Regions from separate parts of the Homo sapiens genome. Here region 2 is linked to region 1. Evidence: chromatin loops called from intact Hi-C (ENCODE). Cell type or tissue: GM12878. All regions are shown on one strand. Links, peaks and the distances in the headings refer to the core of each region. The heading gives the core; the rest is flanking DNA. Region 1 overlaps ZNF366 (zinc finger protein 366). Region 2 has its middle 74 kb from the start of PTCD2.

Region 1 (15,746 bases), core at 4,174-12,173:
AGAGAAGGAAATTCCAGTAAGGTTGCTAAGGGAACTATATCTTTGAAGGGAACCCCCTATTTTGTTAATGTAATGCACACACAAAGAATAAGCAACTTGGATTACTTTACATGGCTTGTGTGTGTGTCTGTGTGTGTGTGTGTGTGTGTGTGCATGGGTGTACATTTGAGACAAAGAAAAAGAAAGCAAGGTTATGAATGTGATGAAATCTTATTAAAAAAATTAACATAGAAAACTGAAAAATTACAGTAACCTTCCTTTCTGAATTTGGACTTTCCCTCCCTTACTCTGATGTCCTTTTTTATTTTCACAGTTTAAGTCCCAAAAGAGAGATACAAACCTGTCCAAGATATAAGTCCTGTGATTATTTCAATGTAGTGGAAGAATACTTAAACCCTCACAGATTTAATCAACAGTGGCATTTTCCCCCCTCCCCTGTCCTTTCTCCTTTGTGTGCAGTGGAGAACCACAGCCCTCCAAGGAGACTTTCAGGATGGCTTAGCTGCCCCAGCTCCGTGCAGGAGCCTGAGAGTTCTGAGCCTTTTAATTGGCCTTTGTGGTGCTTCTGAGACAGTGTCAGAAACTCCTGATCTCATCTTCTTGAGGCCAAAGACATAGATTTAAGAGGTTAAAGGTTCATCTCCAGTACCAACAAATGCTCTTTAAACAATGTGCAAATTCAACATAGTGCTCACAGCAATAAATAAGCCATAATGATAATGTTTGCTGCTGCAAATTTCTCCACATGGCAAATTAATTCATTCTGATTCTGAACTGGCAACCAATGGCAACATTAATTTGCCAGATGGAGATACAACCTAAATTCACATGTGCTCTTCAAGCCACAGACAAACCTCTTTTCAAAGGCAGATATAGCAATGCATAGTAAGAGGATCACAACCAAGCAAGGGATATCTACTGAGTATCTTCATGGTGACCAGTACAGTGCAAGGTGCAATGACAGAAGAGAGTATGAATCCTAGGCTGCAGGGAGCTTAAGCACTGGTTAAGCACTAAACCTAAACACAAAATAATCAGAGTGCAATATAGGGGGAAAACATACATTTAACCCGGGGATCAGTGGGTTTAATGTCATAGGATTTGAAACAAGAGACAGATAACTGAGTAGGGAGCAAAGGTTTCCGGGAAGAAGCTGAACTTAAGTTCAGCCGGGAAGAATGGAATGGGTCAATGAAAAGAACATTTCTGGATGGCCAATCAGTCTAAACAAAGGCAACGAGGAAGGAATTATTATGCCTCTTGTAGCTAATTGTGAAAGTCTGATCTGACTGCAGTTGACAGGATTTTAGAGAGAAGGGGAACAGAGTTGGACTTGATTATGGAGAACTTTGACAGTCAGGTAGAGGAATTGACATTTGATTTGCTCTATATATCAGATAAGGATTGTGTTTCGCTGCAAGCCACAGAACTCTGAATACATTTTCTTAACCAAGTAAAGGATTCATTTTCTCAAATAACAAGAAGACCAGCACCAAGTGGGTACAGGAGCTCCACACTGACAATCTCCCTCTACCTCTTGACCATACATGGTAGGAAGCATTGTTGCCTCATTGTTCCAATATGGCTGCTCCTCCTCCAGCCTCATATCCACATTCCAGGCAGTTTTATCTACTATTTATTGTAAAAGAACAGAACAAAATTCTCTTAAGACTAGCAAATTATAGCAATTTGAAAATCCATCACTTACAAATGTTAAGTACTGGTGATTGTATAAGATAGTGACAACGCAGAAAGGTTTAGGAAATGGTCCCTGGCTTCAAGGAGATCCCAGTGTTGTGGGAGGTTAGATTATGCAATACCCCATGAGGAAGCTCCCTCGAGGGTGTGGGCATAGTCTGTGGGAGTTGAGAGGAAGGGGGACTGATTCTGTCTGAGGGCTGGGGCATGATTTGCACTTTGATATTGTGTGGTTCTACAGTGGTACAAATAGGACTGGACTTTTCATTTACCCTGAAAGCAGCTTTTAAGCAACTCAACTACATTAGGGCCCCGGGGAAGGACTTTACATTGCCAAAATCTACAGGGCTCACCCTTGACACGCCAGAGTGCCCTCTCAGCACTGGGGAAGAAGCCAGGGAGAAACTCGGAGGGCTGGAATGGAGAAACTGGATTAATCATATTTGCAGTGTGTAATTCTGTAATTACTATGAATCTTTCTAACCGATTCTTCTTTATTTCAAGGTTAACTGCAGTTCATTTTTGGACTTATACTTACTGGCTTTCTTAATGCAGTTAATTGAAGGTCAGCCTAATTTTGCAAGTCCCCAAATTCTTCCTCTGTTCTACAGAACCCACTGGTAGGGAAGGCTGTGGCACTGGTTGGGAAAGGGGAAACTTTTTCTCTCATCCTTCACATCCAAAGATAGTCCTTCATCCTTTTCATGTTGTTTTAACTGACATTTTAATGATTAAATAAAAACACACAAAAAAAGAACATTTTGAAAGAAAATAGTTTCTGATGTTAGTCAAGGAAATGTAGTTCTGCTTTTTGTTCTCTCATGTTCAGTAAATCAACCAACCAGTTCAATATTCCTCTAGTAGCTCCTAAAATGTTTTGCACGACATCTGGTTGTCAGTTTCTTTCACTAGATGGTGAGTTCCTTGAACCTAGTTTTTGGTTTATAAGACATTGTCCTCCTGGCACCCAGCATAGTGCAGACACAGAAGAGACACTTGAAGCAGTTTGCTGAGTGAATACCTGCAGGGCAGTTCCTCACAGTCTGAGTTTTTACTGTGGCTTGTATTTATTTTCCTGATGATACAAGCCTAGGTCATAAAACTGTATGCCCAAAGAAAAAGCCTGGGTGAAGTCTGACAGGAGCATCCAAAGACCTTAGGCAGAGGCTAAGACTGGAGGATCACTTGAGGCCAGGAGTTCAAGACCAGCCTGGGCAACAAAGTGAGACCCCGTCTCTTAAAAAAAAATTTTTTTTAAGACCTTGGGCAGAAAAATCAAGGAGTCTATTAAAATGCCTCAAGAGAATTTTTCAGAGCTCAAAAGGAAGGGAATCCCAAGTCTAATTTTGTCTGAGTGTTTGCTGTTTGAAAGCCAATATGAATTTTTACATTTTTAATGCAAGTGTTTGAATAGCTAAGTCATCTACAGTGTATAGAAGTATAAGTTGCAAAAGTATACCATTAAAAGTTTCCTTTCCACCCAGGCACTGAACAGCTGCAGAGGCACCCACCCATAGACTATGATGGGAACGGCCCCTCCATAAATTGGTAACTCAGCTGCTTCACTCCCAAACCTTCCTCCTCCAGCCATACAGTCCTTTTCCCCAGAGACAGCAGATAATACCAGATTCTTCTATTTCCTTCTAGAGCTAGGCTATCTGTACATGTACACAAGGAGATAAGTGCATGTATTTTATCAGTATGTATATTTTATAAGAATGATTTTAGTGAGCAGAATCAATAGAAAAAAATCAATATGAAGCAGACGAATGAGAAGACTTGGAACAATAAAAATGTAAAGTGGGGAGAAAAGGTATCCAGATGCAGAGTGATCATTCATCAGAAGGCAGAAATATAGCAAGAAGTCTACTACATAAAATAAAAAGAAACAGTGAACAGTGGGGTCACAGACCCATCTGCCCATGAGGATGGGCTTTTCCACAAAGCGAATGAGCATTTGCATGGAGAGTCACGGGGAATCTGCAGCTATTGAGTCAGTGAGGGAAATCATGGTGGCCTGCTCCCCCAGGACACACTGTATTTGCAGGAATGTGGGTGTGTTTTACTCTGTGGTTGCATACTCACTGAGAGACTCATTGGCATTTGCCCACTGTCACCTTGGGCATTTTCAGAACCTTCCCACATTCCTTTATGTTATTTCAGTGAAACAGGACATTCTATCTTTCATATCAAAGGAACATGCCACTCATTGGCCAAGGAGCCTGAGCCAGGATGAAGCAGGGGCCATCCATTCTGAGGAGCACTACCCCAGTCCCTGCTATGCCATGGCTAAAGCACCTTCCTCATGGGAGATGTTCTTGGCAGTTAATTTACGCGAGGTTGGCTTGGGATAAACTGGGACAGGACAAGTCAACCAGTTAGTCCTGTCTTCCGGAAATGGAAAAATTTTGCTTGGGATCAGGGAGCAAGAGAAACCTAGGACACGGTTATTTGTCAAGTAAATTTCCAAGTAATGATTGGATTTGAACCATGTATGAGGCACCAGGCAAGTTTCTGACTTTCTAACCAAACTATGTTAGAAATATAGGACATCCACCCACACAGAAAGGTGACTGGCAGCACAGGACCCTGCCAATGAGTGGAACATCCAACAATTGTGATAGGCTTCAGAGAAGTGAGGGGTTCACTTCTGGCTCTTTTGGAAAGAAAGGTTTCACCTAGAAGTCTCCATAAAGACTCCACTGGGGAAGGTTCTCTCCTCCTCCTGCCCTGCAGAATCTTGCAGCAATATGGCGGATACAGCCAATGAAATGTCAAAGAAAGAAGGCAGTTGGCTGCTCAGGTAGGCTGCATGGGAGAGCAGCATCTGGTGGGGCCATGGCAACTTAGGATTTGGCCTGCAAGTGTGGAGATTATTATAATAAACAACTTCCATGTTGTCAGAGAACTCAGTTCATCAAGCTTAGGGGATATGATGCCCAAGAATGACCTATCAATACCAATCTTTGGATTTACAAGAGGTAGAAGTATATTTTCTAATGGCCAGAATGATCTTGTCCACTGATAGCAGACTACTTCATTATTATTATTATTTATTTTTTAAGTCGGGGTCTTGCTGTGTTGCCCAGGTTAGAATGCAGTGGCATGATCAGGGCTCACTGCAGCCTTGAAATCCCGAGCTCAAGCAATCTTCCCACCTCAGCGTCCTGAGTAGCTGGGAAGGCAGGCCCATACCACCATACCTGGCTAAGTTTTTTGTTGTTGTTATTGTTGCTGTTGTTGTTTGCAGAGACAGTGATCTCAAACTCCTGGCCTCAAGCAATCCTCTGGCCTCAGCCTCCCTAGTTGCTGGGATTACAGGCGTGAGCCACTGTGCCAGGCTCCAGATGATTTTGCATTTCAAGGAATGTTAGGGCAATTATAGAAGATTGTTCACTGAACATGCAATCAAGGCAAAAGACTACCTTGAAGGATAACTTAATGCATCATCCCTGCCCCCACAATATTCTTGCTGAATAGACTATACACACACAAAAATGCTGGTATCTACGATATTTAAAATCTCCCCTTTGGAAAGAGCAGGAATTAAGATCATTAAATTCTCATAACCCTGTTCCCCTCTGTATATATCATATGAATATCATTGGACACATTCCACAAATATGAATTGATTATTGGGTGGGGTCTGGTCACCTTGGCTATTGCTAGATGTTTTCTAAATATCCTCATATACACTTTTAATATCGACGTGCAGAATAGCATTTTTTGTATATTTCTTTTATATTTTTTAACATTTTTAATTTAAATTCAGTAAAATTCATTCCTTCGGTTCTTTAAATTTTGACAAATTACAGAGTTGTGTAATTACCACCACAAGCAAAATACAAAATATTTCTATCAACCTCTCCCCAGCTAATATTTCCTTGAGTTATGCTTTTAAAATAGGCTCCTTCCACAGATGGCTAACCTCATCAATTATGCATTGATTCTCAGCACTTTTGCTTGCAGATCATCGTATTTTCTGGTACTATCTACCAGACTGAATTCTGGAGCCCACCAGACTGAATATGCTGTCATTTCCAGAGGTGGACAAAATGAAGGTTTCTAACACACATATGTATTTTTTGTGTAGCTAAGAGTAAGTTTATCAAATTTATTTGATATATGAACATGAACAAACAACATATATTCTAAAGACATTCCCTCCAAAGAAAGTTGGAGAAAAATTCTAACATTCTAGTTAGAGCACCATCTATAAGAGATATACTAGCTCTGAGGGTTGGGGAAGAGAACTGCTAAGTCATATCTCCAATTCATTTCCTTCCTTTAAATGGGTCACGAGGACAGAGATAACCCCAACACACTAGCAGCTGTTCCAAGCTCAAATAATTATATTCACTCCTGCTTTCCAAAAACTAGGCCTAGGTATTCAGCACTTAAAAGAAAAACTTCTCTTTCCTAAATGAAACCCACATCCATTTTAACCTATGCAAGTTAGTAGCTGAATCTGTTGTTGATAATTTTTTTACTAAGGGCTTCTTATCAATATATACATTTAAGATACACAAATGGTAAATATGCATGTTCATTATGGACAATTTAAACAATACACAACTAAACTTGACTTTATATTATGTCTTGGTTGTATTTAGGAACTTTCAAAAATTGATTTTGTGAGTTCAATTGGCTGTTTCACGTGTGAACAAGTCTCATCACCAAATCGTATTTTCTGGCCACCTAGAGGACTTGGTCCACATCATGGGCTGACAGATTATTTTTATAACAAAATGGGAGGAATTGGGGTTTATAAATTAAATGGGGGCCAGAAGGGCATCTGGAAGGGTCCTGGGGCCTGGCCCAGTATCGGGTTACCTCTTTTTGGTTCTACCACTGACCCAGAGAGTGACGAGGCAGAACATTCACTTTTTTGACCACATATTGCTCCATTTGCCAGCTATCTTTTGAGACCGTTCTATTCCTGCCAATCGCAGGAATGCCAGACTGAGTCATCACTTGCCAAATATCTACAAATGAAGAACTCAGCAGTACAAGTTCATATATATTAAGACAATTATGTTGAAACGTTAGAACATTTCATTTTAAGACTTAAAAATCCCTCTTCAGAGGACCCTCACTAGGAGATCTTTTGTATGAACAGAGAAGATAACCGCCAGTTCATGTCTATCCTCCTCTGCCTTCCTGTAGTCCTCCCCACCCCCTACCCTTTGCTTCTCTTCACACTGCTATTTATTCTCACTATTTTCCTTGACTCTCACCTTTTCCCTGCTTCCACCTCTGTTGAGAACAGAGCTCTAGGGTACATCACATAAGTAAACTGCCACTCTCATATTACAAGGGAAGTCAGGGCCTCCAGGAGTAAAATGTAACATTTTCCAATGAAAATGGGAAAGCTTCAAGGAATAAAGAGTTCATTTTCTCTCTTTCGTGGAAGAGTGAATATTCTTTTGTGAATTTCAGGACCAACAGAAGTCAGTGTGGTGGAGGAGAGATAAAGAGATTTGCCCCTGGCATGCTGGCTCACTGTGACTCTTTCAAGAATATTTACTGGAATGACCTTTGATTTGAATGCGAACCACAAAATACCAGTAATTTTATCTGGGGAATATTTATATTTTGGTGCAGTAGGTGATTTCCCAATTAAAGACCATTATTAGCAGCATATTTCCCCCAAAACTAAATGTGGTTTTATCTTGGTCAGGCCTTGGATTTCTCTCATTGGTCCTTATGGGTCAAAGAGGAGGTTTTGGTTTTGGTTTTAAAATTCATTCATTCCCGATTTCCCTATTTCTATAACCAACTCTTATGGATAATAGCAGTTAAGGAAGCTATCTGAGCCCCAGATTCCTTTAACACAGATGAACCCAATATTTTCCTTTTCAAACTATTTGTTTCTTGATTTATAGCCTATTGGGTTTGGGTGATGCATTGTAGAAAGCCAGGGACCTTAGAAAAATGTCTGACCGTAACAATGAAAATGTATGATTATTCTAAAGTCTTCTCCCTCTTATTAGTACAAAGAATGGGTTGCAACTAATTTCCCAAACATTTTTTTAGGTGGAAGAGTGAAGGGTGACTACCCATTCTTGGTTTACATTTCCCTTTCTCAGTCCAGGAGTCTTTCTTTCTACCCATGACTGCCCTTCGGCCTTTTCAGGAATCTGTTTTCTGGCTGGGTTGCAGAACTTGGTGGCACTTTGATAATGGCTCTCCAGCATTAGTGTACCAGGCCTTAGGGCTTACCCTGAATCTGAGAGTTAGCTCAGAGAATAGTGCCCTTGGATGAGGAGGGTACGCAACAACTCACACAAAGCGTGTGTATCAAGTTCTTTTCATAACTACCTAATAACTTATAGATGTGCTGATGATTTCATTAGGGAAATATCGAAAGTCATCCACAGTCTAAATAACACAAGATAAAATTATACCTTTTAAAACTTCATGGGAGACTTTAAAAACAAGAACCACCCATTTCTTCTCTCATCCCAAAGCAGTTGATTGGGCATCTACTTTGAGCCAGGTTCCATCCCGGGAATTGAAGATGCAGCAGTGAATAAAACAGATCCAGTCCCTGTCTTCACAGTTTAGCAAGAATTGCAAGAGCTGGTTTGCTAGTGTTGACCCAGCACTATTCTAGTGTCTGAGACTTTGGGTTTGACAAACAGGTCCTCCTGTCCCTAGGAAGGTGACCTCTGATGTTAGATTCGGGGCAATGTTTCAGTTTCTCACACACTGGCTGAAATAGCTCATGAGATCAGCCTTTGCTTCAACTCCCCATTCATCAAAGCAGACTGTTATTAATATAAGCTTGAAAACATCTCCGTAATAGCAAAAACAGCCATAGAGAAGGGATGGGGAGGTATTCTTTAACTACATGGTTTATCGCCACATGGTATGAATAAACTCACCCTAGCCTTATCCATAGCCTTTTTGAGCGTGGTTCACCTTCGCTGCTGTGACAAGACCAACTCAGGATAAATGGGTAAAGTCGTGGTTAACTTGCAAGGCAGAGGCCCAGATGCCATGAGTCATGATCAAGAGCTTCAGCTTAGAAAACAGACATGATGTTAGACAGCATCAAACCACTGATCACAACCCAGTCCCCCTCTCCTGTCCACTCTTTCTCACTCCTTAAGGGCAGCATACTGTCTAGTGTTTAACATACTTTCTCATACACATTCTAAATTTCCAACAACCCTATGAGGATATCCTAACTCCCATTTCATGAATGAGAAAATCAAACCTCAAAAGTAACTTACTCACTCTCCCACAGCTGCTAGCACAAAGCCAACATTCAAACCTAGACTTTCAGGCTCCAAACCAACGCTCTTTCCATTATCCCACACGCAGCGGCTTTTACATTTTCAGTTCTTCTTTCTTTTTGCACGTTGTTTCAACTCTTTCTGGTGGGGAACTGTCTTACAACCTGCTGGTTTTCTCCAGGGTCTCTGGAGGCAGCCATGGATCAATGACTCAGAGGAGGGCTTGCCCCACCTCCTCATGTTTTGGGTCTCTTAACCAGATTGCCATCCCCAAGCCTCTCCTGCCTCCTGCATAAGAATCCTGTCAGTTTTATGGGTGCCTGTGGATCTACTTTAAGAAATAGAGCGGAGCATGTGGGTGGTACACATTGAGGTTTTCTATGAATCTATTAATATTTTTGCTGAGGACACCCAGAATTTTAACTTGACTGATTTCAAGATAAATTACCTCCTCAGGAAGACATCCTTCCCCTGCTTTTCCCTTCAACACTCCCCTTCCCCAGGATGGTTTGTTTGCTAGATTTTGTTGTTGTTGTTGTTTCACCACCTCGGGCTTCTCCTTATCACCTGGTGCTGGTGCTCAAAGGCAGAGATATTAATAGCTAGAAGCAGCCACAGCTGATCTCTCTTTCAAGCAGGCCAAGGGGAAATCAGATCTAGTTCTCCTTGACCTCTGTAGGGACCGGTGATGATCCTTAAGGTCTTTATGCAGAAAAACATCTGTATTCAGAAAGGGACTGCTGTTTTAAATGTCTGTAAAAATTTCCCTGGATAGATCCTACTTTTTTCTTTTTCTTTTTCTTTTTTTTAGACAGAGTCTTGCTCTGTCACCCAGACTAGAGTGCAGTGGTGCAATCTCGGCTCACTGCAACCTCCGACTCCTGGGTTCAAGCAATCGTCCTGCCTCAGCCTCCCAAGTAGCTGGGATTACAGGCACCCGCCACTACACCTGGCTAATTTTTGAATTTTTAATAGAGACGGGTTTCACCATCTTGGCCAGGCTGGTCTCAAACTCCTGACCTCATGATCCACCTGCCTCAGCCTCCCAAATTGCTGGGATTACAGGCATGAGCCATTGCGCCCAGCCGAGATCCTACTTTTTAAAAAACCTTCTGGGTTTCTGATTTTATTCTAGTGTGCACAGACTACTATTTTAAGGGTGGGAGAATCATTATACATACACACAGAAACTGGGGGAAATTAATATTATGACATTAAGATACGTAAAAAATTAAAATGTATGCACCTAAATTCTCTGCATTTGGGGACATAATTGTGCCATTTATGTTTAAAGAAATAGCCACATCATCTCTGTTCGACATTTTTTTTTTTGCTTTACTAGGACAATGGTGACAAAAATTCAAATGCTGAAAATAAATATGCTTTTGAGATTAACATTATATTAGGAGTATATTACAACTCCTAATGTATTAAAAGGAAACAATTAGTTGATTATGTCATAACTAAAAACAAAAATATTAAACAAAGGCAATAATAACGTGCATAGACTGAAATAACTTCCGTTTCACAATTAGTGATAACATTCCATTCCAAGTCGGTAGCTTTCCAGTATAAGCTACAGCACGTTGTATAAAGATACAACACGTCATTAGCCATGTACTTAAGAAGAAGTAACTTCTTAATAATAAAATACACAGGAAACTCAGTACGTTTTGGCCCAGGTTCTGACATGTTTCTTTTTCACTAATTCTCAACCCAAGCTCTCTAGCATGTACCAGGAATTATTGCCTCTTTTAATCAGAGGAAATTTTTAAAAAGAGAACCAGTTTGCTTCTCGATGGGCTCTGCAATGGTTTGCCATAGGTACTTGTAGTCTGGAAGAGACTTTTCCAATCTGAGCAGCCTTTCTACTAAAAGAAATTTATCTCTCAAGGGGTTATAAACCGACTGTGTTCCAAATGAAATAATAGGGAAAGGATCTTCCATTTTCCCCTCCAATTCAGCAGGACACGTTTAGTCTTGTTGAAAGTCAATTATTTTTATAGATGCAACAAATTCTTGGGCCAGGGCCACACCCTCTATAACTCTATGTGAATCTAGAGATCAGGACCTGCTGGATTGCAAGCTAAGAGATGATTTAGTAAACAAGAAAAACCATCAAATAACCTCTGTTTCCCCATCCTCCTGCTGGTCCTTTCTGATAGCGCAGCACGACTCTCATTTCACCCACCCACACCCCTCCGGGTCTCATAAAGCTAGACATTTCATTCTCCCACTGCCCTTGTCACTTCCTACAATTGCCTGGCCCCTGAGGCAGCAGTGGAAGAAGATCTAGCATTGCAATAAGAATTTTAGGAGGAAGCAAAGCTAAGACACAGGCTGGGCCTACCATTTGCTGGACATACAAGAGCTTGCTCATAATTACTAAGCCCCAAACCCACGGTAAGAAAGACAAGCCAGGGCTATCTTTCCACTCACATAAACACAAAGCAAATATTAAGCATTATTTTTTTAGTTATCTGTCCAGCTTTAAATAATGCCCAGATAGTTAAATAATAAGGCACATATTTTTTCCTCATTGGATTGTCTGTATATAGACTAGGTAACCAAACAAAAAAAGGCTCATTTTTGTTTTAATTGTACTGCAGCTCTCAAGCCTCCCAAAAAGACACACATGCCATTTAAGAATTTAAGAACAGCTGGATCATTGTAAAAGCTGTATCCGACTCGCCAAGGACCATAGAAAATCACTGAAAACTGTTGGCCCTCTCAGCCCTGGGACCTTCACCCCATATTGCCTTGTTTGTAGACAATCCCAAGGGCTAGAGCCCTGAGTTAGTCTAAGACTCTATGTCAGCCCTATCTCCAGTGGCCCTACATCAGACCTTACACCTGGCCAAGCCAGCTGGCTCCATGGGAGCATCTGATGAGCAAAAGGGATTGATCCCACTCAAACTCAGAGGACTTGGGTAGAACTGACCCTTACTGGAAATGTGGAGTTAGCACTTGGTTCATTCTGTCAGTATCCATATGAAGAAGACAGAAAACTGGCAAGGATGGGTGCAGTGGCTCACGCCTGTAATCCCACAACTGTGGGAGGCCGAGGCGGGTGGATCACTTGAGATCGGGAGTTCAAGACCAGCCTGGCCAACATGGTGAAACCCCGTCTCTACTAAAAACACAAAGATTAACAGGGCGTGGTGGCGCACACCTGTAATCTCAGCTACTCAGGAGGCTGAGGCACAAGGGTCACTTGAACCCAGGAGGCGGATATTGCAGTAAGCTAAGATTGTGCCACTGGACTGCACTTCAGCCTGGGCAACAGAGCCAGACTCCATCTCCAAAAAAAAAAAAAAAGAAAGAAAGAAAGAAAGAAAGAAAGAAAGAAAGAAAGAAAACTGGCAAGGAGACGTGAAAAACACTGCCCCTTGTTCAGACTCTAGTCCCACCACCAGCTCTTTCAGACATGCCTATGTCTCAGGACACAGTAACTGGCTGTGTCAGCAGGGGACATGTCAGGCACCACAGGAGTCACCAAGCCTGCCCCTTACTTTGACACCTGTCTGAAAGGAGAGACCCATGTGCGGCTTTATTTCACATAATAAAGGAATATTTCATTCCAGCTTGCTTCAGGTTTAAGAGTGGAATGTGTACATTGCCAGGATGACTTTATAACATTGAGCTACTCAATATGCTTTTTAAAATCATGTTTATGTCATTCACTCCCTATGCCTTAGTAGCACACCTTACTCAGAGTGGATACTCAGAAACGATTAGATCTGAGTTAAGCATTAACATCCCTTCTCCTATGAGGCTTTGAATATCCTCATTTTCCAGCAGCAAAGGCCCAAGCAAGGGAGTAGCAGTGAAAATTGGTTTCCTTACACAAAGAAAAGACCCTAAAAGTCACTTTCCAATCACCATTAGTAGATGTAATTACAACTCAGATTGAAAAGCTGCAGCAGAATGGGTCTAGTGCTCACTCCTTCAGTGAGTACCTATGTAACTTGAGAATGTCATTTCATTTATCTGGACTTTGGTACCCTGATCTTAAATGGGGACAATGGCCAGATGAGTTCTCAGGTTTCTTCCCAAACTAGTCCACTTCCCTTGCTACCATCACCCCTTGTGGTTTTGTGGCTGGATTTACACTGGAGCCCAATTTGATTCAGCCCTAGGGTCACCCCAAGAGGCCAGTGCTATCCATATTGATAACTGGGTTTGCAAGGAGAAAGAAAAGCGATATTTTGAACAGCCCTAGGATAAATGAGGGTCCATATTAAGCAAGTACTACTCTTCATAAATTAGTACTGATAAATAGCCATAATCCTTAAGGAAAAAGAGAATTTTAAACAAAACCAAACCAAAACACACAAGTTTCTTTCTCTTTAAAGGAAAATTGCCAAGGATGCAGAAGGAAATGAAGATGATCAAAGACGAGGATGTGCATTTCGACTTGGCTGTGAAGAAGACCCCCTCCTTTCCCCACTGCCTGCAGCCAGTGGCTTCTCGGGGAAAGGCTCCCCAAAGACACCCCTTCCCGGAAGCTCTCCGAGGGCCATTTTCCCAGTTTCGGTATGAACCTCCCCCAGGAGACCTAGATGGGTTCCCCGGGGTCTTCGAAGGAGCAGGGTCTAGGAAACGGAAGAGCATGCCCACAAAGATGCCCTATAACCACCCTGCAGAAGAAGTCACCCTCGCCCTCCACTCAGAGGAGAACAAAAACCACGGCCTTCCCAACCTCCCTTTGCTGTTCCCGCAGCCCCCGCGCCCCAAGTATGACTCTCAGATGATCGACCTGTGCAACGTGGGCTTCCAATTCTACCGCAGCCTGGAACACTTTGGGGGCAAGCCCGTCAAGCAGGAACCCATTAAGCCCAGCGCCGTGTGGCCCCAGCCAACGCCCACTCCATTCCTGCCCACGCCCTACCCCTACTACCCCAAAGTCCACCCGGGCCTCATGTTCCCCTTCTTCGTGCCCTCGTCCTCGCCCTTCCCCTTCAGCCGGCACACCTTCCTGCCCAAGCAGCCCCCGGAACCTCTGCTGCCCCGGAAAGCCGAGCCCCAGGAGAGCGAGGAGACCAAGCAGAAGGTGGAGAGGGTGGACGTGAACGTGCAGATCGATGACAGCTACTACGTGGACGTGGGCGGCTCGCAGAAGCGCTGGCAGTGCCCCACCTGCGAGAAGTCCTACACCTCCAAGTACAACCTGGTCACCCACATCCTGGGCCACAGTGGGATCAAGCCGCACGCGTGCACGCACTGCGGGAAGCTCTTCAAGCAGCTCAGCCACCTGCATACCCACATGCTGACCCACCAGGGCACGCGGCCCCACAAGTGCCAGGTGTGCCACAAGGCCTTCACCCAGACCAGCCACCTGAAGCGCCACATGATGCAGCACAGCGAGGTGAAGCCGCACAACTGCCGCGTGTGCGGCCGCGGCTTTGCCTACCCCAGCGAGCTCAAGGCCCACGAAGCCAAGCACGCCAGTGGGCGCGAGAACATCTGTGTGGAGTGCGGCCTCGACTTCCCCACCTTGGCCCAGCTGAAGAGACACCTCACCACGCACCGGGGCCCCATCCAGTACAACTGCTCCGAGTGCGACAAGACCTTCCAGTACCCGAGCCAGCTGCAGAACCACATGATGAAGCACAAGGACATCCGGCCCTACATCTGCTCAGAGTGTGGCATGGAGTTTGTGCAGCCGCACCACCTCAAGCAGCACTCCCTCACCCACAAGGTACTGCGGGGCCTCTGGTGGGGCGGACGGGGCCTTGGGAAGAGGAGCGGGGCCCTGAGCAGAGCACTGGGGAGCAGGACGCCTGTGCCGCTCTGCACCTTACCCCGAGGAGGTGGGCAACCCCGGACAAGCGGTCCCTTGGCCGAGCCCTGAGGTCCTTCCTCACGTTTAAATAAGAGAGAACGATTCTCGACCAAGCCCTTTGCCCCAGCAGCCTTCTAGACTCTAAGGTAGGCCTAGAAATAAATAATGCAGACATTTGCAGAGGAGATGAGGAAGGATGCTCCCTAGCCTCCAAGAATCTTGCAGATTCGGTTTCTAGAAACTTCATCCAAGGCACTAGCATGAGTAAGTCATCAGACCCTAGATCAGCTCTGTGCCTGGGATGTGCCAGGGAGCACCTTCTGGATAATTCTCTTCGTCTTGTACTGTTGAAGCAGTGGAAAACTTTTTGGATTGTTTTCTCCCTCAACTGTGAGACCTGCTTCATATGCAAGTTCTCCAAGGGAAGCAGAGCTTGGCTGAGGCCGGCAGGGCCTATACCTCCCTGCGTTGGACCCGTGCCTAGCTGGGTGAAGTGCCCTGTGGTTTACATTGTAGGAGGCATGAGAAAGCATCCTTCTCTGTTTGGTTTTGTTTGATCTTCTCTGTGCTCAGGTCTTCAAGGGGAAATACAGGCCCAAGAGTCTGAGTTCAGCCCAGTTTGCAACCATAGCCCTGGAGTCATTCAGGCTGAACTAAAACAAGGCCCTAGTGGTGTTCCTGAAATCTTACCCCAGCTAAAGTATGGAACCTGCTCTGAGCCTCCGAGAGGGAGTTTTGCCCCCACTGACTCCCACTCTCACACCCTTAACCTCAAGTGGTTTTCTTGGCAGGAAAGACTTCTAGCAAGCCAGAGTTTCTAAAGCATTCTTTAATTCTGAAAGGTCAGGAGAGGACTTTGCCCAGCCAAGATAATGTTTCTGCTGTGCTATAATACGTTTCACTTCTTAGGTTAGGACAAAACACAGGGTATTTTCTGGCTCTGCCACAGAGATGAAATGTGTGGCTGCCTTGTGGGCTCTGCACAAACAGCTCCTGCCCTACAAAAGGTACCTGTAGATACT
Region 2 (15,746 bases), core at 2,568-10,567, 71 kb after region 1:
GGCAAAGAGCTTGAATAGGTTTGCCTATACTAGACTGCAAAATACTTCAGGGCTCAAAACCACCTCTTCACCCTCCTTTTGCAGGTGAGCATGAGCCTGGATTGAAGTGGGTGGTAATGAACTCTTGAAGGAAGCAGTAACTGTGAAATAGATCATTTTCGCATTGTGGACATGCTGAATTTGTGGTGTTCACAGACCATGGTGAGATCAAATAAGAAACATTAGAATCAATTTCTCAACTCTAGCTGAAGATGCAAAGCAAGAGTTTATAAGCCTGGTGAGAGAATGAACACATTTTCTTTACATTATAAATTTCTCTAGTTGAGGGTGAAAGTTTTCAGGAGGAATACCAAGTAGTTCAGTCATTTGACATCTAAAGCAGAGCTTGTCTCCTGCATATGAACAAAACCACTCATCTTGAGCTATTTCCCTAAAGGTGGGCTACTTCTTAGCCAGCTGAGATACATCAGCTACTGAAATTCTCAATCAAGGAATCCAAGACAAGAAATGACTCAGGGTCCTTCTTTATTGGTGTCAGTCCAATTTTACTTAATGCTAGACCTGTACTAATTTGCACTATAGAATTCTTTTTAAAAAAATAATTTTTATTTTTGAGACAGGGTCTTGCTGTGTTGCCAAGGCTGGGATGTGGTGACACGATCTTTGCTCACGGTAACCTCCACCTACCAGGCTCAAATGATTCTCCCACATCAGCCTCCTGAGTAGCTGGGACTACAGGTGTATGCCACCATGCCTGGCTAGTTTTTTGTATTTTTTGTGGAGATGAGGTCTTGCCATGTTGCCCAGGCTGGTCTTGAATTCTTGGACTCAAGCAATTTGCCTGCCTTGGCCTCCCAAAGTGCTGGGACTACAGGCATGAGCCACCATGCCTGGTCTGCACTATAGATTTCTGAAATTAAACTCTAGAATTAAGCAAATCTGATGCATACCATGATGATGAAGACAAATACAGAAGACAATACAATTTCTGTGTAATTCAGAAATGTGAGTGATAGATTTATTTATTCACTCATTCATTTATTCAATAAATATCCAATAAGCTTCTGGTCAGGGGGTCACTGTACAACCCTAGGGCATACCATTCATAGATATCTCCATGCTGGGGAAACAAGGGATACTTCCTGTAACAGCCCAACAGGTTATCCTTGCCTGCTGCCCAGATAAAGCCAATTTGTCAAGACAGGGGAATTGCAATAGAGAAAGAGTTTAATTCGCACAGAGCTAGCTGACTGGGTGACAGGAGTTTTATTACTCAAATCAGTATCTCCAAAAATTCAGAGGCTAGGGTTTACAAGGATAATTTGGTGGGAAGGGGAATTGGTGCTGCTGATTGTTTGGGGATGCAATCATAAGAGTGTGAAAAACAGTCCTTGCACACTGAGTCCACTTCTGGATGGGGGCCATAGGACCAGTTGAGTCAAGAGCTGTGGGTCCGGGTGGGGACATTTGCAGAAATGCAAAAGCCTGAAAAGACATCTCAAAAGGCCAGTCTTAGATTCTATAATAGTGATGTTATCTGCAGGAATAACTGGGGGAAGGTGCAAACCTTGTGACCTCCAGAATAATGGCTGGTAATCATTTATGCCTACATTTTAGCAGATTTCAGGCTCTTCTCATCTTCCTAACCTGGTAGTCTTCCATTAGTTTTGCAAATGCAGTTTAGTTTGGGGAAGGGCAGTTATTATTTAAACTATAAACTACATTTCTCCCAAAGTTAGCTTGGGCCAAGCCCAGGAATGACTAAGGGCAGTTTGGAGGTTAAAGGCAAGATGGAGATTGGTTATATCAGATCTCTTTCACTGTCATACTTTTCTCACTGTTATAATTTTTGCAAGGTGGTTTCATCCCTGCCTTCAAGGGCCTCATGGTGCAGTGTGGGAAGGGACAAGCAGTCAGGCCATGCAATACAGAATGGAAGGACCCGAGATGGCATGGTTAATAACTGTGATCCTGGGATCTCACAGGTGGGACACTTATCTCAGCCTTAGGGGATCAACAGAAGCTACCTGGGAGAGGCTGTACCTGAGAAGACTCTGAGAGAACAGACAGGACCTAGTCAGGCTAAGAAGAGGGAGAACAGTCCAGGGCGAGGATTCAGCCTGTGTAAATTCAAGAAAAAGAGGGAGACAAGGTGGGATAGCTAGAGGAAGCCATTTTACACCAGCTCAGTAGACAGAGGAAAGGAGATTTGCCAAGAAAGAAGAGGAGAGAAGGGGAAGGGCGGGGTAGGAAGGAAAGGGGAGGGAAAGGAAGGAGAGAGCAAGGGGTCAGAGAAAAGGATTTAGCCAGAGCCCAAGGCTGCCCTGGTTCTCACCCTCCGCACAGCCTAGTGATCAGATTCCCCTGAGTTTTCAGCCTGTGAGTCCTTTTCCTGCATTAGCATGGGACCACACTGTTCCTTACAATCAAAAGAATCGTAATCCTAACAGGGGCTCTTGATATTCAACAGGCTGAAATGTAAGTAGGCCTTTTCATCTTTTAGCATGTAGTAAATAAGCATGTGGTTTTGAACAGAGTAATTCCAACTTTGCCATTTTGATAGTCTGAGTACAAACCACTCCTGAGGATTGGAGGTGCAAACAGCTTGTTTTGCCACATTATTTCCCATCGCTTTACATGAAGCGATGTAAATCCCTTTTGCTACTTTGCCTTACATCTGCCCACTTGAAAAAATTCTTGCTCTGAATTCCTCCCTTCTAAGTCTTTGCTGCTTAAGAGTTGAGCACCCAACCAGTATTTTCTCTAGTCATCTCATAGTTGTTATCCCATAGAGAAAATACTGGTTGTGGATTTTTCAACAGATTTTAACCAGATTTCAACTTAACAATGCAACATATTCTAGTGGGAAAAGTGCTACAAAATAAGTTTTAAAATGACAAAGCAAGCCTTATATTTTCCCAAATATCATTTCCTTTATCTTCATAATTCCTATACTTTAAAAATCAAAATATGAAAACCTAGTTCAGTGAATAATAACTGCCTAACAACAATAACAAAAATAGCTTAACCCCATTTTGAAGAATTCATTCTTTTCTCTCCATTTTAGCACTTCCTAGTCAATCATCATCTATTAATTTTTTTCACACCACATTCAGAAACCGATAACACAGTTAGTGAACGTAAACATCTGTAGTCTACCTCTTTTACAGTTTTGTTCCTCATTTTTCTTCCCACTTCCCCTTAAGGAGGATTTTTCTCTCTTTCCTAAATGGGCTCAAACTCCTAATTCATCCTTTAAAAGCTTTTGCAGGATCTTATTTTCTCATGTACAATGCCTTTAGGGCTTTAATCCCAACACAAAGATCTTCAAAAATACAGCGGCTATTTTTGAAAGGAAAAAAGAAATTCTAAGAAGTCTGGTTGCAATTGTTAGACCGTTCTGCAAACAGTTATAACCATAAAGTAAAACAGAATAAATTTCACAGATGGTACTACTTCGTAAACATCAATGGTTCTCATTTTCTTAGCCAGACCCTCTAAATATCATCATCTTCTTCAATTATTAAAAAAAAGACAATGTACCATTGGGGTCATTCATGTCCCTTTTCTCACATCATGCCTTCTATTGTCTGCTTAATCTTTTCTTATTACCAGTGGGTTTCAGTCCATCCCACCATTCCTTTGCCTTTACACTAAATGGGTCATGACTGAGGGCTTAACATTCAGCACCCAGCAATCAAGGCCACCTCTCTTCATTCCCACTGTCAGCCATGGGTGACACTTGTCACCCTCTGGCTGAAGCCCTCCCTTCACATTCCCATGGTGTGTGAACCACATTCTGTCTCTACTTCTCCCTGGAAGTTTCAATTCTTAAAACTTGGTAATACTGAATCTTTTCTTAGTTTCCTCCCAAGTTGAATTCCTCTCTTTGGGTACATTTTTCTCTCAGAATTTAAAAAAAAAAAAAAAGAAAGAAAAGAAAACAGAAAAAACTTGTCTCATTCTTTTTGCTACCCATTCTATAAGCATATTTCTAGCTTTAAATCCATTTTATGTAGGTATGATTCCCTTCTGCCAATTTAAAATGGGCAAGACTAAAGCTAATTCTTTTTCTCCAACCTTCTTTTTGTATCTGTGAGAGGAAGAAAAAAAAAGAAGTCGGGACCCCAGTTCACTATGCCAAAGGCAAAAAATTAAGCTGAAAGCTGAGTCATACAAGAAACTGCCTTTCCTTCTCTTCCTAAGCAGATAGCTATAGATAAAAGGTTCCATATCTCCACAGGTAGCTACTCTGCCTTCATCCTATCTTATGTAAGGTGCCGATTTTCTGAGCACCAGAGGAATACGTAGTTGACTGTTCCCCTACCTGCTCCTTTTCTCTTGCAACAGGTGGATTAGCATACCCTCCCTCTTTCCCCTCCAGCCTGCTTTTCCCCTTTAAATATCGAAGCCCTCAAATTCATCTTTGGAGAAAGGCACAGACCGCCGACAGTTTCTGTGATTATGGGTTTTTTTTTTTTCTTCTGGGCATGTCCTTAACCTTGGCAAAATAAACTTCTAAATTGATTGAGATCTGTCTCAGATACTTTTTGGTTACATATCTTAAAAACATCTGAAGAAAATTTGTCCTGTTTATTCAATTTTTTATAAAAATATGCTTAATCAGTGGTTATTTCTGAGGTGTGAGAATTAGGTGGTTTTAGATAAGAATTGACAGGGGAATGGCATGCTTTTGCACTTCATTTTATATCTGTTTTTCTATTACTTGAAGTTTTTATAACAATAACATTATTTTTACAATGAAAAATCTTTCTTTTTCTGCATTTGTTTACTTGAAACAGGGTATTACCCTGTCGCCCAGGCTGAAGAGCAGTAGCATGATCATGGCTCACTGGCAGCCTCAACTTCTCCAGGCTCAGGTGGTCCTCCCACCTCAGCTTCCAGGGTACCTGGGACTAGAGGCACATGCCACCACACCCAACTGATTTTTTTTTCTTTTTTGTAGCGACGAGGGTCTCACCATGTTGTCCAGGCTGGTCATGAACTCCTGAACTCAGCAGATCCAGCCATCTTGGCCTGCCAAAGTGCTAGGATTACAGGTGTGAGCCACCGTGCCCAGTCCTTTCTTTTCCTTAAAAACACCTTTAAGTTATTCAGAAGGAAAAAAAAATTCTACCTAATGCTTTTTAAAACTCCTCTAAGATTATGATTATTAAGCTTTTTATCACTAAATAATTACTCGTTGAAAAGAAGAGAGGAACAGAGCTAGTGGGAAACTAAAGCTGGGGAAGTTTCAGGGAATTGTACCAAGCTGGTGTCCCTTGACTTGTTTTCAAGCTGTGAATGTATAACCACATTCTGTGAGCATCATGCTTTGAAGGCTGAGTATGGAGAAAGTTTACGTTATTTTGAAATAAAAATATTTAAGTAACTTTGATGCCTCTTTAGGAGCTTCTGATTCAAAACAAAAATCTGACTCAGTTTTTTTCTCTATACAATTTGATATATTCAGGGTTTTTTCAAAATCAGCACATGTTGCTGTAGTAATTAAACACACAAATATACACACGCAAATAAATACATGGAGAAGTGGAGGAAAGAGAAAGTCTCAAAGGACATACTGTAAAGTGTCAGCTTTGGCTAATGGAATTATAAGTAGTTTTTACTTTGTAGAAATACTGTATAACTTGCTACTGTGTGGGCTTTTTGCAGTTAGTATGGATTACAGAGATATACAATAAAACTCTTACTATCTCACACACAAAAAGACCTGCAGGCAAAGAGCCCTGCATCCATAACACAAGGGGCTTTCTGACAGGGGTGTCATTGCCTAGAATCAGGGTTCATTTATCTATTTTCTCCTTCCTTCTTTCCCTTAAGTTTGGCCTTGAGGAGGCACAAATGTTATTTACAGAAATACACTTTCATACAAAAACACACCACACACACACATCCCAAACAAAACTCCCATTCTTATTCTTCTGAGGTTGATAAATGTGATCAGGGTTCTTTTCGAATGCCTAACACTAAGGTGTGGTGGTGTTCATCAGGGTCCCACAGGAAGCCAGAGAGCAAAAGCCCTGATTGTTGCAATCCATACAGGACAAGCCTCCCAGGGCCAAGAGCAGCGCAGTCACCAGTGGAGAGGAAGAACAGAAAAATACCCAGCACGAGTGTGAATGTTGAAGTTACTTTAGTAGTTTTTATACAACATCGTATTCAACTATTGAAGCATATATTTTAGAACTCAGTCACAGCCATTTTATATGCCACAAATAAGTTGGCTTGGTGGGTCTAAGCTGGGGGCTAACAACCAGATTTGCAAGCCCAGAGAATGAGGGGAAAACTTCCAATCCCTGAAAATATTCTTTTCCATGACAATCTATTTAATTGTAATATTTGTGGTTAACAGGATTTCTCCAAGCCCAGGTGTACAGGTCCAGATCTATTTGCAAATATCCAGGTCTTTCCAAATTTAATTGCTATGTCTAACATTGCGATCTGAAAGCTACCCACCCCCAGTGTCACATTCCAAATTATCAGCTTTTTCTGGATTCCTATTTAAACGAGATTCTATCTGCAGAATTAAAACTTGTCCTCAGCATTTTTCACATGTGAGTTTTTTGTTTGTTTGTTTGTTTGTTTTTGAGACAGAGGTTTGCTCTTTGTTGCCCAGGCTGGAACCTCCGCCTCCCAGGTTCAAGCGATTCTCCTGTCTCAGTCTCCTGAGTAGCTGGGATTGCAGGCCCACCACCACACTCAGATAATTTTTGTATTTTTAGTAGAGACGGGGTTTCACCATGTTGGCCAGGCCGGTCTCAAACTCCTGACCTCAGGTGATCCACCCGCCTTGGCCTCCCAAAGTGCTGGGATTACAGGCATGAGCCACCATGCCCAGCCCACATGTGAATTTTTAAGTACTGGTATGTGTCTTAAGGCAGGAATTCTTTATTTTATTTTCTTACTTCATTCAAAATACTTTCCCTCTTAAAGAAATTTTTTGGGCAACTCCGTCTTATCAACCACCTTAAAATTTCTTCTGGAAAAACTCTTTCTGGCGCGTAAAGTCTTACTTCTATGAAGAGTTCTTCCTTGCGGTAGAATCATAAACAAGAAATAGTCTCAGAGGTTATCTCAACCAATGTCTTCAATTGCCTGATAAGAAAAATTCCTCATGCTTTTTTCTTGTTTTAATGATAGTGCTTAGATTTCAACAAAACTCTTCTGCTCTCATTTGTTCTCTGGTATCATTTATCTTTCAATTATTGTTTAAGATCTCCCACACCATTAATAACTTAAGATAAAAACAGAAATCTACAGAGTTTCTTTCTCTCTGAGAGCTTTTCCTGTATTCCACTCTCCGTGTTAGATGACTGATGAGCCTGGGATTCTTCCTCTTAATGTCTGGTTAGGTTTTCAGAGGAAATGTTGACTTTTGCCACGAATGGTGGCAATCTCTAATCTTCTGGGACCTCATGCTAGCACACTCTTGCCCCACCTAGAGGTGCTTTGGCCCAGAGCTTTTCTGCATCTTTGTGGTAGAGACCTCTGGGTTCCTACAGTGCAGTGGGCACATTCACAAGCAACTCCCCCAACCTCACCCCCACCTGATTCTGCTATAAAGAGGAATTATTGTCTGCATGTTAAAGGGGAAGAAACAATGACTGTGAGATCAAGTGTACTGACAGAATTTCACTAGTTGAGGCTATAGCTGGGATATAAGCCTGGGTTTTCTGACTCCAATTTATCTACATCGCTATTTTCTTTACCTATTGCTAGGCTTTTTTCTCCTCTCTTTTACACTCTACTAACCAGCCCCATCCTGTGCCACCAGAAAAGAGGTGAGTGAATAACAGGGAAGAAAGCACTGCCATTCCATCCTTGGACCATCTGGAGTTAAGAACTCCCCTCCTTAAACAATTAAGTCCTCTGTTTTTTCACTTATTGTCCCCAGAAAGAATCAATAATGTTATGTTGTTTGTTTTTTGAGATGGGTCCAACTGTTCTTCGAGACGGGGTCCAACTATGTTGCCCAGGGTGGTCTTGAACTCCCGAGCTCAAGCAATAACAACGTTAAGTTTTAACCACTTCTTCCCTTCCTGCTCGTCTGGATTGCTAATAACTGTTAATATTAATTTAATGTTAGGTTTAATGCAACATTTATCTCAGAATAACTTTCTTGCTGCGTTTTAGGGGTTTTTTCTCCCCTTCATTCAAATCAAGGTCATTTTTCTCCAATCTCAAAGCAATGTTAGAGACTGTGCCTATATGAAACTCCCTTATCACTATTTTTCTTCAGTAGAATACTTTTGAGCTGCTTTAGGGATATAGCAAAACAGAAAGAGAAGAATATATGTTCCCATGCACCCATTTATGGTAGAACCATTATACAAAAAAAGTCAGTCACAACGAAAGCATAATCCATAAAATATGAATGTTGATAAATTGGACTTCATCACAATCAAAAACTTTTGTACTTCAAAAGACCCCACTAAGTCAACAAAAAGACAAGTCGCAGGCTAGAAGAAAGTACTTGCAAATCATGTATCTAACAAAGGACCTGAATTTAGAACATATAAAGAACTCTTATAACTCGATATACAAGAAAACAAACAACACAATTTAAAAATGGACTAAACAAATATTTCACCAAGAAGATATAGGATTGTTTAACAAGCATATGAAAAGATGTTGGATGTCATTGCTCACTAGAGAAATGCAAAGTAAAACCACAATGAGTTACTACTCGATACACTAGGGTGACTAAAATAGAAAAGATGGACAATAAAGAGTGTTGGAGAGAATATGAAGCAATTGGAAAATTGCTGATGGGGATGGAAAATGGTACAGCTACTTTGGAAAATAGTTTGGTAGTTTCTGAAAAAAATAAACATAAACTCACCATACAAACCAGTAATTCCACTCTGAAGTGTCTATCCAAGAGAAATAAAATCAAGTATCTATACAAAGACTTGTAGGCAAATGTTCATTGCATGATTATTCATAAAAGCCAAACTTTATGCTAACTGAAAGGAGCCAGATGTACACATGAATACATATTGTATCTCATTTATATGAAATCTATAGAGACAGAAATTAGATTAGTGGTTTCCTGGGGCTGAGGGTGGAGTAGAGATTCACTGCAAATGGGCATGAGGCAATTCTTTGAGGCAATGAAAAAGTTGTAAAACTGGGTGGTAGTGATGGTTGCATAATTCTGCAAAAATAATACAATTGAAAACTTGAAACAGACAAATTTTATGGTGTGGAAATTAATCTCAGTTAGACAATTTCCTTAATTCAACATTGCTAAGTGCTTATCTTTAGCTTTATTGATTGGCGTTTGAACCTATGAGCCCACCTTAATTTGCTAGGCATTTACTCATTTCTGGGCAAACTAGCATCAGAGGAGAGGGTCAAAACACAGTACATTATCACCTGGTGCTATTTACCCCTGCATGAAAACTGAGCAACTTATACTCCATACAGACTTTTAAAAGTGTATGTTGATTTCCTTTAGCAGTGTACCAAATTTTGACAATGTTAGTCAATGTCTTCAAACTCTAATATCAAATAAACAAATACATTTGAAATGCTAACTCTTAAACTTTACCAGACTGGTCTTCTTGCCACTAAGAGGGCATTAACCTACTCTGGTTTCATGCTGATAGAAGGTCAAGAATGTTTGCCATCTGCCCTAACTCCGTTCAAACATCATGTGGCCTGCCTTAGAGCTGTACTATTTTAGTAACAAGAATTATCCACCTGGGAAAGAGGCCAGAGTAGCTGAAGAAACCAAACCAGAAGCTAACAGACAGAATCCCCTTGTTTGGCTTTAAGTACTTGTAATGAAATTAAACTTTCTTGTCAGACTATTTACACAAATGCCAGTTCCACACAGGTTATAACTGGACTCTGTGCTGCACAGCTTAGGCAGTTTACTCATCACCTACCAAATATGCTCTGCCATGTTAAGGTAAGAAGTTATATAACCCTTTTCTTGGCAAACATTTTAAGCAACAACAAAATAGCCATGAGCAACAGAGGAAATTAGGCTGTGATTCATTAAACAACTCCAACTTAAATGCTATGGTTTGCATGGGCTCGAGTCCTCACAAATATGAATTCCCCCTAAGTCTTGAGAGGTCATTTGTGCATTTGGAAATGGAAAGAAATCTGATAATAGATGTCTCCAAAAGTGCACCCAGTCAGCTGGCTCTTCCATTTTCCTTTGTTTTCATGATGGGCCAACCTGATTCCAGTTGGCATGCTCTGCCAGGTATAGTCATTTCTAAGGGGCCTGGAGTCACTCTATCTCCTTTAGGATATCTGAGTGTCTCTAGTATAAAACAAGATATATTGATTTGGAAGGCTAATTTATAATCAGTATGCTGAACAAGAACAATTCTTAGGATGTAATCATCAAGCAATTTTGTCTTCTGCCCCCATTGACTCTAAATTAACTCTTCAGACTAGTTCTTCTCCAGCTCCTGGAAGAAGTCTCAAACAATCTCATGCTATTTCTGGTCACTCTCTGGGAATAAAATATAACAAGTTTTGATCTCAATTCAGTAAGCAAAAATATTTGGCTTTATATAATCATTGAAACTCTAAACTCGGTTTAAGGCTAAAACACTTTCTCCCTCCCATTTGCAAGTTACCAGCAGACAGAGGAAGCGACTTAGCTTCTCACAGTCTGCTTTTGCTATCTTTATAAAATAACATAGACTGGGGGGCTTAAACAACAGAAATATATTTCTCACAATTCTAGAGGCTGGGAGTCCAAGATCAAGATGCTGGCCAATTTGGATCCCGGTAAGGGCTCTCTTCCTGGCTTACAGATGGCCACCTTCTTTCTGTGTCCTCATATGGTAGAGACAGCAAGCAAGCTCTCTGCTGTCTTTTAAGTACACTAATCCTATTAGATAAGGGCTTATGATATCATTTAACCTTAATTATTTCCATAAAAGCCTTACCTTTTAGAGATAACTCATTAGGAGTTGAGGCTTCAACATATAAATTCGGGGGGACACAATTAAGTGCATAACACTCATTTCCCTCACCTTTCATCTCCTCCTTCATTCTCTCTTGCACCCATAGTATCTGACCTTTGAAGTATGGGGAAAGAGGAGATTAAAGAAGGCAGGACCATTGATACTGTCTGGAGCTGGTGTGAGCCTTCAGCATCCTCCCCAGGCCTGGCAGGCAATAAACCCAATTCCTTTTCTTAGGGGAAATGTTTGGAAATGCTGTACTCTCTTCCTGTTCCATGCCACACCTCTTTCCTCACTCCTAAGAATTTCATGGCTGACCTCCAGCCTCTTCCTGGTGAAGCCCCTTCTCCTCTTCAGACAACCCACATGGACAGACATGAATCAACTCCACATCAGCTCTCTTTGGAATGTGGGCCATCAAGTACATCAGAAACCTTCATGCTTCCTTTTACTTTCTTCCTCTTGAATCTGAAGCTCTAGAAGAACAGGCCAATCATGATGCAGTGCCAAATTGCTTTGCTCCTGTAGTCAGAGTGTCTCTCATTTTCACACTCCCCAGGCAGGAGTCAGAATACATCCCACCCTAATGCCCAAACTGCAGAGGACACACTTCTAGCTTTCTGAGTAGTGTCCCTGAAGCTCTTCTTTTTTGACCTGAGGGAAGGAGAGACTCATTCCACTAAAATCATCCCCCCAGTTCTCTCTTCTGTAACAGATGTGACGAATTGGTCCTCAGCACCAATTCCAACCTATTTTCTTGGGTGCTTTCCTTCATTGCAAAATTGAAAACAATTATTTTCAGATTATTTTGAATTTAGGATTCTAAATGCAAATAACGTTCTGCCAATTGAAGGTACTTGAGGCCAGGCATGGTGGCTCATGCCTGTAATCCCAGCACTTTGGGAGGCCGAGCGGGTGCATCACCTGAGGTCAGGAGTTCAAGATCAGCCTGGCCAACATGATGAAACTTCGTTCCTACTAAAAATACAAAAAATTAGCCGGACGTGGTGGCGGGCGCCTATAAGCCTAGCTACTCGGTAGGCTGAGGCAGGAGAATTGCTTGAACCCGGGAGGCAGAGGTTGCAGTGAGCCAGGATAGAACCACTGCACTCCAGCTTGGGCAACAAGAGTGAAACTCTGTCTCGAGGAAAAAAAAAAAAAAAAGGGTACTTGAACAAGATTTGAAAGGCAGACAGGGTTGGAGTTGGGGAAGTGGGTGGTCTTCCCACTGCATGCAACCCAGGGGAGAAGAGAGTATTTTTCCGCATCTATGATCCAGGGTCCAGCTTTTGTTCTACCTTCAAGTAGCAGCCCCGCTTCCTTTTAACTTCTCCCCACCTCAAACATCTCAGTCACCTAAACAAAATGGATTTCCACTCCCAAATCCTAGTAAGCCACAGATTTCAGGACCTTGAGAGAAAAAATACAGTTAAATGGAAGTCTTGAGTTTTCTTTTCCTTTACTGTGTTCAAACCAAATTACGCCATTTTGTATAATTATTTCATTACCTAGAGAACAGGCCCAAATTATGCCTCACAGACTATAGGTTTTGTAGACTGATTTTACCAAGTTATTTATTTCAAATCTGTTATAGTTGCTGCCAAGGAATTTTGATGTCATACGAAGTATACTGTGGAGAGGTTTTATACTTATGTCAATAAGTGAAGCCATTTCTCTGACGCTTTTTATTAATGGAGTTTCTATGAACTTGTTCCGTTTATAGCTGGCTATGGTGATGCATAAGCTATTAAAGCAGCAAGTCACACTAGCACGCTCACACACACACACGCACACACATCATCTTCATTCACTACATCCTCCCAAGGTAACCTGGGAGGGTTACCTATATCTTCCCAATATACCTTTAATAATACACACCTCCCACACAGACCCAATACTCCAGCCAATTTTAAGACAGTTGTACATAGACAGACCTGTTGCCCACATGGCAGCCTCTGCCAATCACGAAGAACAGGAGTTTGCTTGGCAGGAGAATCAGTCACCATCTCCGAGTTCCTATGCTTATGGCTGGTATGAGTGTTCTCTTCTGCTCAGATGTGAGGATTCAATGAAAAGTGCCTGTCAAATCTATGCATTTATGTGGAAATGAGACATTGTTCTGTAATGTCAGTGTGTGTTTTGAGGACGACATTGCCTGTAAGACACTCAATTCTCATTATTTTAAGAAAGCAGTGATCTAACTAGGAGATATTTTTATGTATGCATCTTTAGATTTACACCACCTTTCTTCCTGAGGCCCACGACCACCAGCCTTATAGAAGCCACCGTCATCTCTCACTGGACTACCGCTTTGTTTCCTAACTGGTCTTCCTGCTTCCATGTGAACCCCATTACAATGTTCTCCACATCAAATATTGAACAGTCACTTAAAAATGCAAATCAGTTCCAGTCCCGACCTGGTTTATGAACCCCTCAGTGGCTTTCCACTGCACTTTAAATAAAATAGAACTTGGCGCTGGGTGTTGTCCTCCCTGTACCCCAGCCAGCCCGGCTGAGCCACGCTTCTGAGACTGCGCCAAGTTCATCCTACGCAGCCTCTGCCTTGCTCTCCTCTGCCTGAGGCATCGCCTCTCCAGGTCCTCCCTAAACTGACTCCTTCTCTTTCTTCAATTCAGTCTCCTCAGCGGGGCCTCCCCTGACCAACTACCAAAGCTAACTTCTCCTTATTCTCCTTACAGCTTCCTATTCACTTTTCTTTTAACACATATTATCTATCTATAATTATGTGTTTATTGTCTACCTCCCCTACTTGACTGAAAATTACATATGGGTGTGGACCATTGCCACTTGTATCCCAAACACCTTGTTCAAGCATCCACTGATACCCCGAGAGGTCTGGGAGCCCAGGTTCCCAACTCCTACCATACCATCGGTGTGTTATCACCTGCAAAATTTTCTTTAACATTCTTGTTAACATCATCAACATAATTTTACTGAACAATTTGCCAATACCCTAAAATTTGTTAACTTTTCCAATAAAAATCTAATAAGAAAAGCTTTTAAGTCAGCAACAAGGAAGCCAGGATGTAGAAAACAGCCAGCTTTGACAGAAGAGTGTGGCTTAGGTGAGCATTTCATCAGTTTGAAGGTGCTATAGCCGATTTTTGTGGTAAGCTGAAGATCAGAGTGCAGTTCCACAGGACAGGATGCAAAAGCATGACTCTGCTGTCTCAACTCAGATGTTTTTACAATGACCTCATCATTTTATTTGAAACAATGAGAATTCCAGGATCATTGGAACATCCGTACTCAAAAATCATAAAGAAAATATGTTAACCTTTTCTTCAACTCTTCATGTCAATGTCTCCTTCCATTCGTATACATAACCAGTATGATTTATTGTAACACATAAATAAACTATTAAAATAACCAGTTTAAATTTTCTTAGTTTTTAACAATAAAATTATTTATACATTAGTGAAGATTTAGTCAAAGTCACAGCTAAAAATTATTGTGATTTTATGGAGACATATTTGAAATATAGAAAATTAGACATGAAGCTATTAAAAGACATATTTTACAATGGCTACATAGTTACACAGCTTTGGGGGAAAAACCAGATATGTTTATCACCAATAAAAAAAACAGAAGGCTAATTAAGACAAGAGCCTATTGTGAATCTCATTTAACTAATCAATTGAATTGACACGTTTATTGAGCTTCTACTATGACCTTAGGAAGTGTAAGACATGGTTCCAGCTCACAAGAAGCTTAAGTTCAGGGGGGAAAAGGGAGCACAGCGGCTATTATATTGTACATTTATTACATTAGTAAGTGTCTTCTTACATTTATGAGGTGCTTACCAGTTCCAAGTTCTCTGCTAAGACTTTTTGCATGCACTATTTCATTTTATTCTCACAACAGCATCATGGACTTTAACTACATAGCAATTTAACTTTTAAGACAACTAAGGCTCAGAGCAATTCATTGGCTGTCTACTGACATACAGCTAGTGAGTGGCTGAGTTAGAATTCCACCCAGATCTGCCTGATTCAAAGGTTCAGAGCTCTTTCTACCATCAAAAATGTGCTGTGGTGAGGCTTTCCCCAGGTAGGAATGCAAAAATAAGACCAGATAATAAAATGAAAATGTGAACTTCATGAGGGCTAGACCATGTTCATTTTGTTTCTCATTTTATTTCCCAAACCCAGGACAGTACCTGCACTGATTAGTATTTTTTGAATGAATGGCATCTGACAATTAAGCTTTGAAAGCAACAGATTTTAACTCAGAGCAGAGAGGCACTGAGGGGAGCTGAAAAAGACAACTCCCAGTTATATAAAATCTGGGAGAGCTGACTGAACATATTGTCATATTAGAATAAAGATTTAAAGCAGTCTTCAGAGAGGCTGGTTAGCCTTGAAAACATAGAAAAGGAGAGTGAAACTATAGAGGTGAAAGCTGATCTTTTTACATCCAGTTTATTTTTCCCAAATTTACCAAGGAGAGAAGCTACTGCGTCTTCCTGGGGGCTGAAAGAGAAGAATTGAGTGAAAGGGGAAGAGGAAGAAAGGCCAGGCCATTATAGCAACTGATCTTCACCCACAAAGAGGGAAGCAGCAGGCAGGAAAGAAGCACCCCCATGTAAACTAGGCAATAAAGCCCCATGAGTGTGACAGGACTATCTGAGAGTTGGGACACCCAGGAGATCAACCAAGGAGAACTCAAGGCAATGGGTTGGAATGTTATAGGACTTTAGTTGGAGAGATGCATGAACAGAATAGCACAGACTAGAACATAGAAAAATGAAACCGTGTGTGTGTGTGTGTG

What was found. Hi-C counts contacts between places; a loop is a spot of excess contacts. Peaks named below come from ENCODE experiments on the same cell type or tissue, not always from the same donor. Only the 100,000 strongest peaks of a DNase experiment are listed, where the experiment ranks them.
Region 2: a loop joins it to region 1, with 2.1 times the contacts of the local background. A loop is called at or near these places in 10 of 110 quality-filtered maps.

The regions. Positions count from the first base shown.
Region 1 is chr5:72,459,059-72,474,804 of GRCh38, reverse strand. ZNF366 (zinc finger protein 366) reads left to right here. Exons shown (of 5, transcript NM_152625.3): 2 at 13,295-14,640. The coding sequence starts at 13,309. Among named protein-coding and RNA genes, the nearest start is that of ZNF366, 40 kb to the left of the region's middle. RefSeq lists enhancers at 8,745-9,064, 9,435-9,494, 15,143-15,292. In GM12878, for the core only: no CTCF peak of the experiment used is centred there; DNase peaks (open chromatin) are centred at 8,434, 9,014 and 9,504; H3K4me3 peaks cover 2,646 bases; H3K27ac peaks cover 4,617 bases.
Region 2 is chr5:72,386,604-72,402,349 of GRCh38, reverse strand. No RefSeq gene overlaps it. Among named protein-coding and RNA genes, the nearest start is that of PTCD2, 74 kb to the right of the region's middle. RefSeq lists a silencer at 7,464-7,513. In GM12878, for the core only: a CTCF peak has its summit at 7,469; no DNase peak of the experiment used is centred there.